2 separate regions of the Homo sapiens genome follow, and region 1 is linked to region 2. Evidence: chromatin loops called from intact Hi-C (ENCODE). Cell type or tissue: MCF 10A. All regions are shown on one strand. Each heading gives the region's core, and the rest is flanking DNA. Links, peaks and the distances in the headings are about the cores only.

Region 1 (7,207 bases), core at 3,042-5,541, 73 kb after region 2:
GTTAGCATTTTAGTTGGTAGACTGCCTTCCCCAGTGTGAGTAGACATCCTGCAATCTGTTGAGAGCCAGAATGGAACAGAAAGCTGAAGGCAGGTTGAATTAACTGCCTGGGTTAATTGCACTGGCACATCAATCTTCTGTCCTTGCCACTCCTGATTCTTAGGGCTTTAGATTGGGAATAGAATCTACACCATTGATTTTCTAGCTTTCAGGTCTTTCGGCTACATGACTGGCTTTCTTGGGTCTCCAGTTTGAAGACAGCAGCTCATGCAACTGCCCAGCCTTCAGGATCATGTGAGCCAACACTTTATAATAACGGTTTATACACACACACACACACACACACACACACACACACACACACACACACACGTTCTGTTTCTCTGGAGGACCCTGACAAATACAGTGCTAATGGTCACTGAGTGCTTTTTATGTGCTAGACACCTTACTTAGCACTTGCTGTGCATTATATAATTAGTAATCACAGGAACCTATGAGATCTCTATCATTTTTTAAACAGATGGTGAATCGGAGACTTAACAAGATTAAATGCTTTGCCCAAGGTCAAATAGCCAGTAGGATCAGATGAGAGGATGGGACCATGCTTCATGGTCCATGCTCCACGTTTGTTGTTCTAACTCGAGTCTATGCTTTTAACTCTGATACCCTGTGCTCTTCCATAAGGCCTTTCTGTGCAGTGATACTCACTCATCACTTGTGCCAGCCATCATCTTCACGGCTGGCCAAAGCTGTTTGGCTTCATCTTCTCATCTGAAGAATTAATACACTTGCCAGGAAAGTTTACCTATGAGTTGCAAATTCAGGATACAGTTTAATTCTAATATCCCACCTTGATTTTCACTTATGAGGCAAAAATTTCTATTTTGATATGGTTTAGTGGCTCTTATTCCTCTTTATATTTTTTAGTCCAAATGGAACAGAAGTTTGAGGTTGCCTTTCCACATTCAGTTTTTGGCTACCTGTTTTATAGGGCTGTTAAACTAGTAACCACCAGCTAGTTAGTAGATGTATTATAGAGTATTTACTGTATGTCCTGCATTCTCCTAGGGCTGTGCTGGCTGTTGGATAATTACTGTGTTTAATCTCCTTTTTGCCTGATCTTCCACAGTGTTGCAACAGTGGTGTCTGTGCCACAGAATGAACACCTGCATTCTTCCTAAATTATCTACAGATTATTTTGAGTGCCTTGTCTTTTCACCTGTATTTTAGTTGTGTGTAAAATTTATCTTGGACCTCCCGTAACACCAGGCACATAGTTTGAGTACCTAGGAATGATTCTAGGGATATTCTCTAGAATATCATCAAATATATTGTCAGGAGAGCTGGCTTCTACTCTGACTCTGCAACTATTTAGCTGGAAGATTTGGTGACTTTTTTTTATCTTGGGCTTGAGAGGCCTCACTTTTCTCAATTCAAAAAATCAAAGCATTGGTCTAGATTGCTAGGTCTTTTCTAGCTTAAATTCTTGGCTTCTGAGATTTCTGTAATTTTTTATAGTTATCTGGTAGATTGATTCATGGTGGTTGTATTAACAGGAATAAAAAAGTTGTGAGTGGACTTGGATGTGCAAAGGTGATATTAGGTTAAGTTTCAAATATGTGGAAGCAGTAGGGTATACCGAAATCTAGATGTCCTTTAAGAATGGATGTACAGATTTGGATTTAAAGTTGGTGGTAGTCACTGTCATTCTCACTGACCTCTTTTGGTAGTGGAGTTAGAATCCTAGGCTTGAGGTAAAAGGTACTTGTTCATGACAATCACATAATCACAAATTTTTAGGTGTGAAAGAGACACAGAAATCATAATCATATGCCCTGCCCTTGTTTGTTTGTTTTTTGTTTTGTTTTGTTTTGTTTTTTTTGAGACAGATTCTTGCTCTGTTGCCCAGGCTGGAGTGCAGTGGCGTGATCTCGGCTCACTGCAACCTCCACCTCTTGGGTTCAAGTGATCCTTCTGCCTCAGCCTCCTGAGTAGCTGGGATTACAGGCGCGCGGCACCACGCCCGGCTAATTTTTGTATTTTTAGTAGAGACAGGGTTTCACCATTTTGGCCAGGCTGGTCTCGAACCCTTGACCTCATTATCTCCCTGCCTTGGCTTCCCAAAGTGCTAGGATTACAGGTGTGAGCCACCACGCCCAGCCCCTTGTTTTATATACCAGAAAACTAAAGATTTGAGGAATGGAATTTGCCAAAAGTTATACATAGCTGCAGATCAGGTCTGCAGACCAGACTGCCACTATCTCTAAGCTCCTGGTTCATCCCTCACTAGGCTTGTTAATGTTTTCTTTTTAGCATTCATAGTATTCTTTTGTAAGCAATAAACTCACTATCATGTATGTTCAAATACACATTCAAAATTATTTGTAAAATTTAGTTCAGAAAACTAAATTTCTGGGAAGGAAAAGCAATCAGGTAGCATTGTCACTCTATCTGAATTTTGACCTCTGAAATTAAAAGGCATTGTATGGAAACCGCTGAATTGTGCAGTTTTAAGAGTATGGTTTTATGACATCTGTTGAAAGTTAAGTCATGATGGACGGTCCTAAATGGTTTTTTAGTACCCACATGAGGTAATTAATCTCTCTGCATCCCTTTTCAGATCCTGTGTTAGGTCCAGCATGTATGAACACAAGGCTGATCATGTCATAATTCTGTATAGAATTACAATAACAAAATATTTGTTTGCAGTGGATCTCCATTTTGTTCTGTCAAAGAACTAGATGCCCATGACAAAGGTCAAATGGAGATCTGGCATCCATTTCAATACTTGTAAGACATAGTCTTGAGAATATGTAATACAAATAGCTCCTTGCCAGAAAAACTGAAAGGAAATGATTGCATTTGAGTACAATGTATTCTACAACAATAGTTTAGTGTGTATGAAATTTAAAACTGCTGGCTTTCAAAATATTTTTTTTAAGTAGACTTTATTTTTTTAAAGCTTTATACCCACTGTGTATTGCTTTGTAGGATACCCTTAAAAGCTGAGATTTAAGACCAAAGAAACTGAAAATCTTAATGGCACGATATTGAATTCTCTAGTAAAATACTTTAGTTTAATGTGTTTATTGATTTCTCCTGAATGTTCTGTCTTCATGAGCATTAATGTTATTACATTAGTTTACCATAGTGGTGCCTTTTTTTCTACCCGTCATGAACTCATAATGCCTTAGAAGAATCAGTATCAGGTCTTAAAGCCTGCAGTGGTGTCTTTGTTTTACACAATGAACAAATATTCAGGATTGTATAGGTGAGGACCACATCTACCTTGTTCGCCCAGTATCTAGTATGGGACCTGGCTTGCAGTAGACATATATATTTAATCAATTATTGTTTTTGTTTTGTTTTGTTTCAGTTAATGAATGGCAAGTAGCACTAGCTCCAAACTAATGAGTTTAACCTAAAAATTAGATAAATTAACTCATTCATGTATGTATTTCAAGGAGGTTTCCAAATCCTCTAGAAAGAAAATTTGATGTTTTTGAGAGAAGCCTTTAAAAGTGGTCTGATTTACTCAGTTAACAGTAGGGTCAAATATGGCTCAAGCAGTGTTTTAGTCACCTTGTCTGATGCAGTCTGGAAAAATAGGCCTGTCATAATAGAAAAGGATTGATGGTGAAAATACTTGTTTATAAAGTTGTTTCAGCCAAAGGGAGAGGTGGAAGTGCTTTGTTCTTCATTGAAACTTAACAGCAAAGAACTTCCCAGGGTGTGGTCAAGGCAACAACACTTGAAGCTGGACACCTGGTGACTTTCCTCCAAAGGGCCCTAAGGCCTCTGCACCACTGTTCTATCTAGTCAAACTTGGACAGAAAAGGAACAAGAGATTAATTCTACCTTGACTCCTTTCTTTGTGGTGTTTGAGAAGCTACCATTTGAACTTCTGATTTACAAAACTGAACTATCAGTGCTAACCTACTAGGCCAAGATTTTATGAAAAGTAATTTAAGGCTTTAACACAATCCATGGTTGAAGCCACAGTTTTATACAGAGCTGCCATAACAATATTTCTTTCCTGCTTTAGTTGTTGTTTCAAGACCAGAAATGCAGTAACATATATGGATAGCATACATAGTTTGTTTTAGAATTCTAAGAAAGAATGCATGGTTTCAAAAAAAAGCAACTCTTTTTTTTCTTCAGAGCCTTTTGCCCCATTGAAACTGAAAAAGAAAAAAAAATATGCAAGCTTTTTTGAAAGTACAGACAAAATTGGCATTTCACTTATGGGAAAATTTTGCAAAATTACATTGACTAAAAGTACTGTGAAGCCACACAGAAAGGCCAAAAATTATTGGCATTGCTTTTGTGTAAAAAACCTTTTACATAGACTCCACCTGTAATTCAGCCAAGTACATAATTCAGGTCATTGGTGACACACGTATCCACATGTTGGAGCTGGTCAGTGAACGTTGTCATGAAACATGGATAGAATATTACCATATGGACAGACCAAACCGCACAGATTACAGCTAAGGAAACTTTGCATTAACATGCCTGGGAACAGGCTTTCCTGAGCTGATCCCTGCCCCCACCCACCCTCAGTGGGAAAGCCAATTGCTTACTGATTACGACAGCGACATCACTTGGCAAACATTTTGGCCTGAGCTCAATGTGTGACATCAGTCTCCTTTAGGGTTTTCCACATAAAACAAATTCTCCAAAGAAAACACAGAAATTGAGCCTTAATTTGAAATCCATTATTACATCCTCTGAGGTCTCATTAACTACCTCAATCACGTAGTTCTTAATTTTTGTTTTATTTCCAGGTAGATACAAACCAACACTTAGAATGTGAGCAGTAAACCTTTACCGTGTTTATTTCAGAGTTTCAACCAGATACCCCTTTGTATCTATTTTCAACCAACCTCCCTTTTACTGGGGTTATGATATCTTTGTTTCACTGCTGGGAGGGTTGCTAGTTTGGGAGTGGTTTACAACACTTTGTTTGAGGAAGGAAGTAAACATTGTTCTTTGACCCTTCAGGATAAGTTAGTCTCACTTTTGTGGGAGGCAGCTGTGTCCTTGAGAGAAAGCACTCAGTGAAGTTGGAAGGACTCAGTCATGGTGTGTTTTGCCATGTCACTTGAAAGCAAGGCACACTACGGGTATTTCACACTCTTGTGTGTAAGCACCTCCTCTGAGCGTTTATTTACCTGAAGTCATTAGTTTCCCCCACTTCCTGTTTCGTTAGATGGTATTCATTTAATACTACTTTGATGCACATGGCCTTAAAGCAGATAGAAGTCAGTTATGCCTCATGAGGCCTGCAGTCTCCCAGCAGAAGGCAGGAAAGCATGAAGGGTGGACGTGAATGGGCCCACACTACCAAGATACTGGAATTGTGATGTTCAGGCAAAGCAAGGGAAGTCACATATGCATCAAGGGAGTTGAGAATAGGTTTAATATTGTCACATTCAAAGAATTCCATCTGGAAGGTGTTCCTTGGCATATAGAAATAGATGAATATTCTCATATCTTCTGGAATGGCTAAACAGAGTGATAGACACTTTTTCCTACTTCTTGTTAATGGCATGTTCACTTTAATTATTCTTCAAGGTAAAGAATCCTATAAAGGAAACTTTATATCCTATAAAGCTAAAAGTAATCTCTTAAGTTCTTTCTCTTAAATTCATTTTATATATTTCAAAATACTATTCTTCATATATTGATTTAGTAGTATACACTTTACATTTTTCCCACAATTTTTCTTTTCCTCCAGCCCATGGCCTTTATCCCCACTGATCTTTTGTTCCCATTTCTCAGTGTTGTTCCTTCTTGCTCTCTTGGTTTAAATAATCTTTGCCATCTGCCTCCCAACATTCCAGTATAACTTCAGGATAGCCCTCTCCAGCCTTCCTCCAGAAGATAGTAGAGATACACAGTGAATATCAGAACTCTCCTCCAATAGCCCTTCACATTCCCACCATAAATCTGTATCATCTTGCCTTTTCATTAATGTGGTAAGCCCCCTGGGCAGGGACAGTCTGTACCTCTTTGTATTATGCCAGGCAACACTCTGACCGTGATCAGTAAATGTTCATAATAATGAAAGATGAAAGAAAGTGTCTGTGTTCAGCAAGTTAGTGCCAAATAAGTATGGAGGCCAAATGAGGCCACTAGTGCCAAACCACAGGGGTTCAAAATAATGTTTAATATAACATTGTCTCATTGAATAACAAATCTTATATTGTAATGTCTGAGTCAAATGTTTCTTTGGTGCCAGATTTCTTGTGCTCCTTTAATCTGTCCCTGTAGATATTTCAGAGTTCATGAGGAGCAAGTTAGTAGGACCTTTCCCCTGCCCCCTCTCTGCCGTGTAGTGAAAAATAAACCTCCTGGAAAAAATAGAGTGAATATAAGTGCCATGGATTCTCTGGCACTCCGAAAAAATGCCTACCATAAAGTATATGGAAAATAAATGAAAGTTTGCTATTAGCCTAGATATTGAGGTAACTAACTTAAGTTACCTAGCTGAAGTATGAATTGGAAGTAGTTGAATAAGCCATTTGAGATTGGTTACTTTCCATCTTTTCAGTATCAATAGAGAGGGTTAATTGTCCTTTCAGTTTCATATGGATGCTTATACTGTCTACAGTGGTTCAGAATAGAGGGTCAAAGTAGAACAAAATAATCTACCCTACATATGGTTAGAAAATATTTACCAACCAAACTCTCCTTTTTTGCAGCCACGCTTCTCAAAATGCTAGTTCACATTTTAAGCTTCTACATTCTTATTTCTTATTTTGTTTTTTAAAGCATTGCAATTTGGCTTCTGCCCTTACCACTTTATTGAAATGGCTCATTAAGTTCCTCAGTATTTTCTTCATTGCCAAATCCTGGGACATTTCATTCTTTTCTGCATTATTTGGTGCTATTTGACTGTTCACTCTCTTTTTAAAGTCTTTGCTCACTTCATTTCATTGCCTTCTTTGTCTTCTGGTTCTTCTAAGCTTCCACCATTTTTTTTTTTAGCTTCCATTTTCAACCCCCTTTTTCTTCCAGAAAACTGCCAAGCCTTGATGTATTCTAGGGTTCCCTTTCAACATTCTCTCTTCTCACCACACCAACACCCACAGTTTCAGCTATCACCTGCTGCAGGTCCATATCACCAGCCCATCCTTCTACAGACCTATATTTCTGACCATGGGTTGACTTTATACATATTATTCTTTACACCAGATACTGT
Region 2 (7,207 bases), core at 2,142-4,641:
CACATGCGAGGGGTCTAGGCTGAGCACTCTTTATGAGACTCTAGCTAATGCCTAATGATCTGAGTGGACAGTTTCATCCTGAAACCATCCCCCCAACCCCCCGCCCATGGAAAAATTGTCTTCCATGAAAACAGTCCCTTGTGCCAAATTGGGAACTGCTGCTGTACAGTATCGGTTGTTTACCCTCATGATTGTGTGGCTGACTGGGAGCTGTGGCTCACTGCCACTACCCAGCACTGGGAGAGAGTATCTTACAGCATATTGCTAGCCCAGAAAAAGATCAAAATTTGAAGTACCGTTTTAGGGCACAATTAACCAGCAGAAGAGTTTGTTAAAATGCAGCTTTCTGGGCCCTACGCCCCCAGAGGTTCTCATTGGATAGCTCTGAGTGGAACTTAATATCAGGGGATTCTCACACAGGTATCTTGGATTTTACTCTGAGATACGCTGATCTATAAGAGTTTTGGGGCATGCATTTTTGCCTATCTTTTCTCTTGGGATTACAAAGCAAAATGATTATTTGGAGGAAAAAAATCTTAATAACAGAAACCAGGGTATAGGAAAAAGCTAGAGTGTTGGTTAATTTAAAGGTCTTTCCCTGCCTTTGTCTAACATATTTCAAAGGAGACTCACTTTGTAAATATTCAGAATCAAAGAAGCTACTAAAACGTTTTTATTGGGAGTTTTACTTCAACCAGTAAAGACCATAGAATCCTTAGACTACAAATCTCTAAAATTTTTGATAAAATATCCCTTCTATGACCATCTCACAGCTCCCCTAATTTTATCCTTTATGGGTTATGTATGTGGTTTAGCTCTGTGTCCTCACCCAAATCTCCTAACTGAAATCCCCGTTTGGATCGTGGGGTGGTTTCCCCTGCTGTTCTTGTGATACTGAGGGAGTTCTCATGAGACCTGATGGTTTAAAAGTGGCAGTTTCCCCTGTGCACTCTCTCGCTCTCTTGCTGCCAGGTGAGATGTGCCTTAGCTTTTCTTTGCCTCCTGCCATGATTGTAAGTTTCCTGAGGCCTCCCCCAGCCATGAGGAATGGTGAGTCAATAAAACCTTTCTTCTTGATAAATTACCCAGTCTCAGGTATTCTTTATAGCAGTATAAAAATGGACTAATAAAACTGGTGTCATGAAGACCCCAAGCCTAATGTCTTAGCATTGTAAAATATAGTTGTGGAGACCTTACAAAGAGTGTATGTAATTTTATCATGATCTTGATTGAACAAGTATCAAGATTCTTTCTTATGTGTACAGATTCAAGTGTAGTAATGCACAATGTCCTTCTAGTAAGGATGACAATTTTATTTTTGTCAGTGCCCCTAGAGAGCAGTGGCATCCTCCTGGGGAAAGTTTTGCCATTGCTTTTAAATAGAAAAAACATGATAAAATCATTCGAATCTGTGATAGGATTCTACCTTTTAAAGAGTTAAAGAGATAGTGGGAATGTGAGTAAAATGAAACTTCGTTCTGAAGCGAGGACTTAGACCAATGAAAGAATGGTATGAGTTTTTCAGAGAGACGAAAAAACAGTCTATCTTCTGTGAGCCCTCATGGACCAAAGAATACAACCCTCCACCCCCACATATTTCATATGAAGATTTCTGAAGATTTTCCAGTGTCACTTCCTCTTTCCTTCCTGGTTTTTGGGGGAGTTCTATGATTATCTGTCAATGAAAAAGGAAGTTCTGTAATCTTCCAATCTCTTTCTCTCTCTCCTCTCTCACACGCACACAAAAAAATATAAGAAATCTTTTCAAAATTAAAGGCCAGAAATCTACATTGTGTCATTTTAGGTGTAATTCTATAGAAAAAAAGATGTTTTGCAGAAATTATGCTGCCTTTATGAACTTTAATTAGTAACACTTGTAATAATCTACACGTTATTAATCTGTCTCCTAAAATTTATTTTGATGCTGATACAAATTATTATACTGAAGGAATCCTCCCAGTAGAGGTACTTCTAAAAGAGGTATTCCTTGAAAGTTTGGTAAATTTCCAGTTATGTTAGATTAACTACTTAGGAAGCCTCTATATAGTTAAAATCTGGAACAAATGATTAAATGAGAATTTGTGCATTATCATAATAGAACACAAGACTTATGGTGTTAACTTTATTATAGAGAATTTCTGTAGCTCACATAAGAAATTGAATCCTTTCAAAATGGGTGGGCTGATGAATAGCCCAAATTTGGCTCCCAAACTCTATTAGTTACAAGTGTGCCAAGAATGGATTTCTTCCCTCCCCCCGTCCCCCACCAGCACTTGGGACAGCCAAGAGGAACCTGGGGTGATGGGAATCCCTTGGCTGGTTATCTCTGCCTCTTTATCTGTTTCCCCCAGTGCCACACAAGCATGTGTTTTGTTTATGCCATTATGTGACAAAGTTGGGAAGACTTTGTTCTTAAATTCTGATTTCCATTGTTCATAATTTTATGATCAGTTGATCGATGCCTTCCAAAATATTACATGTACCCACTCTCAGTAACTAGAAAAAGATCTCATGAAGCAGCAGCATTATCATTGTCTGTTTTGAAAGAGCTAAAATTAAGTTTGCCATTCCTTCTAGAGTTCTGGCCCAAGGTGACTTAAAAACAGTTTTAATAAACATTTAGACCATCATGTATTTTGTAATACAGTTGGGTCACTGTTGATTCCTAAGATAAATGTGTTTAAACAGAAGCTTTCTCATTCATCAGCAGCCTCAGCTTTCATCCAAATTTATTTAATGATGATGCAAGCCCATAGCGTTGGTGTTGCAGTTCGTCACCATGGAAGTGTTTCTGTCAACAAATCCTCGCTTTACTATCATGAAATTGATTTTGTAGGGGAAAGGAGGATAATTGTGAAAGCTTCCTTTTATTCTTAAAGATCTTCACAGTTTGCCTGGATGTCTAAATGAATTGTATTTAAAATCAATAACTGGCAATAAAATTAACCACACTAAATTAACAATTATGAGGTTAGAAAAAGGGAAATGGCAATAAGCTACTTTGTCTGAAATCGTCGTTTTGGAATGTGACTTGGGGACCATACTTGTAATTTAAATGTTCCCTGAAAGCTGTTGTTCTCTGCTCAGAAGTATGGATTATCCCCAGGGACTCCCATGAGGCAGATATCAGAATTTCTAGGAGGATTCGGCTGAGTTATTCTCATCTATATTGTAAATGGCATAATAATCACAGAAGAAATTCACACTATATTACTTCTTTCAACTAACATACTGTATTTTTTAAATATGCCTTTTCTATAGCTTATGTTCATAACTATCTTTGGCTTTTATTTGCTTGTTTAAAAAAAACTGTAAGAGGTTAAAACAAAAAAAAAAACTGTAAGCTTTTGAATGCAGGCCCCTTATGAACAGGGTAGGTAGCACCTACATTAAGTAATTCAAACTGTTTTGGGAACCCCATAGGAAAAAGAAACAAGAATGACATTTTCTTTTTTTTTTTTTGCTTTGAAGTAGAGTGTTCAAGAGTTTATGTCACAGTGGCTGGTTCCAGATTTGGTTGTAGACATACATGTTCTATGGGAGGTTTGATCTCTGGTAGAAATACAGTCAACTCTTGATTTGTCAATGTAACTATATTTCCAAATGTACTTTCTCTGGCTTCCTATCACATGTCAGAGCTTTTTAATTTTATCATCTGCTTCTATGTGCTCATGAAAACCAAAATTATTCGGTAGTATTTTATTTCATTATTATAAACATTTAAGTTCCTAATGTAGTCTAAGCACTGTGCTGGGCTCTTAGAGATACTGAAATATATCCCAAGCATGAAGTTATGTTTGCTTCTGAAAGATCTTATAGTTCACTTTGAAATCAAAGAGATGTAATTTTTATTTATTTGAACCACTTTTCTCTCCTCTAATATGTGATTAGAAGTTGACCATAAATGGGACATAGGTCCTGTTTGTTTTTAAGGAAGAATTAATAGAGACTATAAGCAAAAGACAAAATTCTATTGTACATGCAGAAATATAACACAGAATGACCAAAAGAAAATTCAGCAAGCAATGGTAAAAATAACAAATTATTTACTGTTTTATAATGTTAAAGTATTTCACCAAGACAAGTTGCAGTCAAATTAAAGTGAGTTATGGAAAATGAAATACATAAAGATGTATTTATACAAGTGCAGACTAAATATTTTCCATACAAGTATGTAAATGAAAAGATATACAGTAAGTGCACACTCGATATGACTATGCAGGCAACAGTTAGTTTCAGATACTCTTGTATAGTTCATGCACAAACCTTCCCAAAGTACGAGTTCAGTCAGTCTTGGGGGATATGGAGGGATGATTAAAAAAGGATTGAGTTCCTTGCAAAAATATCAGTATGGACTGGATGAGGGTGAGCGTGGTCAGTTATATATATTACTTACTGTAATTTGTGATTGTCGAGGAAGAGGTGTGGCTGTTGGTGTGATAGTAATACTGCTGGTGACTTTATTGGTTGTTTTGTTTAGTGCCCCGTTAATTAAGCCTTGAGTTCGGTTATCCTGCAGTGGTGCTGAAGGGCTGGCAGGTCTCACAGGGCTGGCTACAGCTTGCATGTAAGGACTTCCTAAGTGAATGTGGATTTTATTATCCTCAGTAGTTATCACACTTGAGCTATTGCTGTTTGAACGCTGAAACTGCCATGATGACTGCCGGTCTGGGGAGACTCTGAATATCGCATGCTTGGCACTGATTTCTGTTGGTTCTGGGGAGCGTCCCTGCTCAGGAGAGCTAGCTGAACCAGTCACAGCCAAAACCTGAATAGGGGACATTGTCCTTTCTGGAGTTAGAGAACCACAAGACTCTGGGGTCTGTGCTCTGGCAAAGGTTGCCATGGTAATTGGGGACATGCCTTGTTCTAAATTCATGAGGTCTTCGGTAGAGGTTTTGGACTTTACTGGTGTTATGGAGGCGTTTTGGAGGATGGTTATCCTTTGCTTTGGCGTGCCACAGTTCGGTATCACTGCAGTACTCGTGTAAGAGTGAGGACTCTCTGTGGTTGGACTTGTGATTTCAAGAGTGGCTGTGTTTTGTACATGGTCTGGAGTAACCTTTATATGAAGTGGCTGCCCAGGTGTGTGGCTTAGGACTAGATCTCCAGGTTGCACAAAGTTGGCATTGGGTTTAGTTTGCATTTTTCCATTCTGAAGATGGCCCTCCTTGGATTTCATCCAGGGAATCCATAGCTTTCTGTTAACAGGACATGGAGTAGACTGGCTGCATTTGAAGGACAGCACAGATCCCTCATCATTAGGGTCCTCGTCTTGATTCTCACTCTCCTCATATAACTGACCATTGATGACTGCACGTTCCAGAGGAATGAGGCTCTTGTAATCAGGTGGTTCATTGTCTACTGCTTCTGTCTGAACTTCTTTAGAAAATACTTGAGGATCGGAAATTCTTCTTCCATTGAGACTAGGCCTGAGGCTCTTACTGAAATGCCGGTACCTCTCTAACTCCTTAGTGAGGTTTTCAATCTCTCTTCCTAAATCTCTGTTCCTGTTTTCTTGTTGATTTAGTTTTTTTTGCAGGACTGAGTGATCTCCCTGGAGGTGACATATTAGGTCTTCAGTTGCCATGTATTCATGAATTTTCTCTTTTAATGCATCCACTTCTCTTGAGAGGTGCCCTGACTTAGCTTCTTCTTCTTGAAGCCTTTTGAAAAGCCATTGTTCATGGCTGGTCTCTGTCTTTTCTGCTAACTTGTACTTAGCAAGTTCCATTTTAACATGTTCTAGCTCTTTAGATAAAAATTGAGCTTTGTCTCGTTCATTAGCATACCTTCGTTCTAGAGTCTCATATTCATCTTCTGTTTTCATGAGGTCATCCTCAATGGCTTTCATGTCCTTTAGCTTCAGTTTCAGTCTTTCCACTTCTTGAGAGAGCTCCTTAATCTTATTGTTTTCTTGGTGTAATGCTGTTGTGGATTTCCCAGAGTCTTGATTTAATTTGTTTTTTAGGAAATCTTTCTCAATTGCTTCCAATGATTGAAGCCTATTTTTCAACATATTAACTCTTGACAGGAGATCATTTCCTTTCTCTTCTTCCGCTTTCAATTTGTTTTTTAAATCATCTCTCTCCTTGGTTACGCTGTACATCTTTTCTTCTACATCGGTTTTGGACTTGAGCGCCCTTTTAGTTTCCTCAATTAACTTCTCAGTAACTGTTGTTACTTTATTTTGCTCCACTTGAAGCTGAGAAGAAGCAGCTTGTAATTTATCTTCAGTTTTCTTTAATTTTTCACTCATTGTTTTCCGTTCATCTACAAACATCACAGTTAATGTTTTCAGTTTAGTTAAATCCTCTTTTAGAGTGAATTCTGTCTTTTCTAGCCGACTTTCAATGGCTTCTAGCTCTTTGATCCTTACTTTTAAACTCTCCAGTTCTTGAGACAACTGCTTTGTGGTCATCCTTTCTTTTTCTAAATTGCATTTCAGAGAGTAGCATTCTTGTTTGCTTTTGTTGAAAGCGTCTTCTAACTTTTCCAGAGCCATAATTCTTTTACTGAGTTTTTCAACCTCTAGTTTAAAGTCTTTACTCTGTAACGTCTCCCTTTCAAGCCTCTTATTGAGATCTCTGCACTGCTCCTCCATTTTTATGAGCTCTTCATCTTTCCCTTCCATATCTAGCACACGTTTCCTGAGCTCTTCCACTTCAGCCATGATACCAGCGTTTCCATATTCTCCCTTACTGATTTTTTCTTTTATATCTTGCAGCTCCTCTTCTGCTTTTCGTAAAGACCTGTTTGTCTCTTCTAACTCATCAATCTGCCGGCTGAGTGCTGCCAGCTTTTGTTGAAGCTGGCGATTTTGACTGTCCTCATTGGTGAGCTTCGCCATAATTGTGTCTTGGTCTTGGTGAAACTTTGTGGTCTGCGTTTGCAGTTCCTTCTCTAGTCTGGTTGCCTTCTGCTCTTCCTCCTGAACTCTGGCTTCAGCAAGGGCTAGTTTGGTATGTGTTTCCTTTGCATTTGTGGTCAGCTCTTGGATTTTCTGTCTTTGAAGGGTGAGCTGTGCCGTCAGCCTTTGCTGTTCATCCACCACCATCAAAGCAAAAGACTTCAGCTTGGTCAGCTCCTCTTTCAGGGTGGTGACCCTTTTCTCCTTTTCTTGCTCCTTCTCCTCCTGAGACTTGATTTCTTGATCAATTAGCTTCTTTAATCTGAAAAATGTAAAGTGCATTTTATTTTGTGATTG

Evidence for each region. Hi-C counts contacts between places; a loop is a spot of excess contacts. Peaks named below come from ENCODE experiments on the same cell type or tissue, not always from the same donor. Only the 100,000 strongest peaks of a DNase experiment are listed, where the experiment ranks them.
Region 1: a loop joins it to region 2, with 2.9 times the contacts of the local background. A loop is called at or near these places in 9 of 110 quality-filtered maps.

The regions. Positions count from the first base shown.
Region 1 is chr3:99,916,114-99,923,320 of GRCh38, forward strand. The region is part of intron 1 of CMSS1 (cms1 ribosomal small subunit homolog); the gene reads left to right. The region is part of intron 4 of FILIP1L (filamin A interacting protein 1 like); the gene reads right to left. The region is part of intron 1 of LOC105374010 (a long non-coding RNA gene); the gene reads left to right. Among named protein-coding and RNA genes, the nearest start is that of MIR3921, 45 kb to the right of the region's middle. In MCF 10A, for the core only: no CTCF peak of the experiment used is centred there; a DNase peak (open chromatin) is centred at 4,578.
Region 2 is chr3:99,843,899-99,851,105 of GRCh38, forward strand. The region is part of intron 1 of CMSS1 (cms1 ribosomal small subunit homolog); the gene reads left to right. It overlaps FILIP1L (filamin A interacting protein 1 like), which reads right to left. Exons shown (of 6, transcript NM_001387850.1): 5 at 4,397-7,172. The region is part of intron 1 of LOC105374010 (a long non-coding RNA gene); the gene reads left to right. Among named protein-coding and RNA genes, the nearest start is that of HP09053, 24 kb to the left of the region's middle. RefSeq lists an enhancer at 1-98. In MCF 10A, for the core only: no CTCF peak of the experiment used is centred there; no DNase peak of the experiment used is centred there.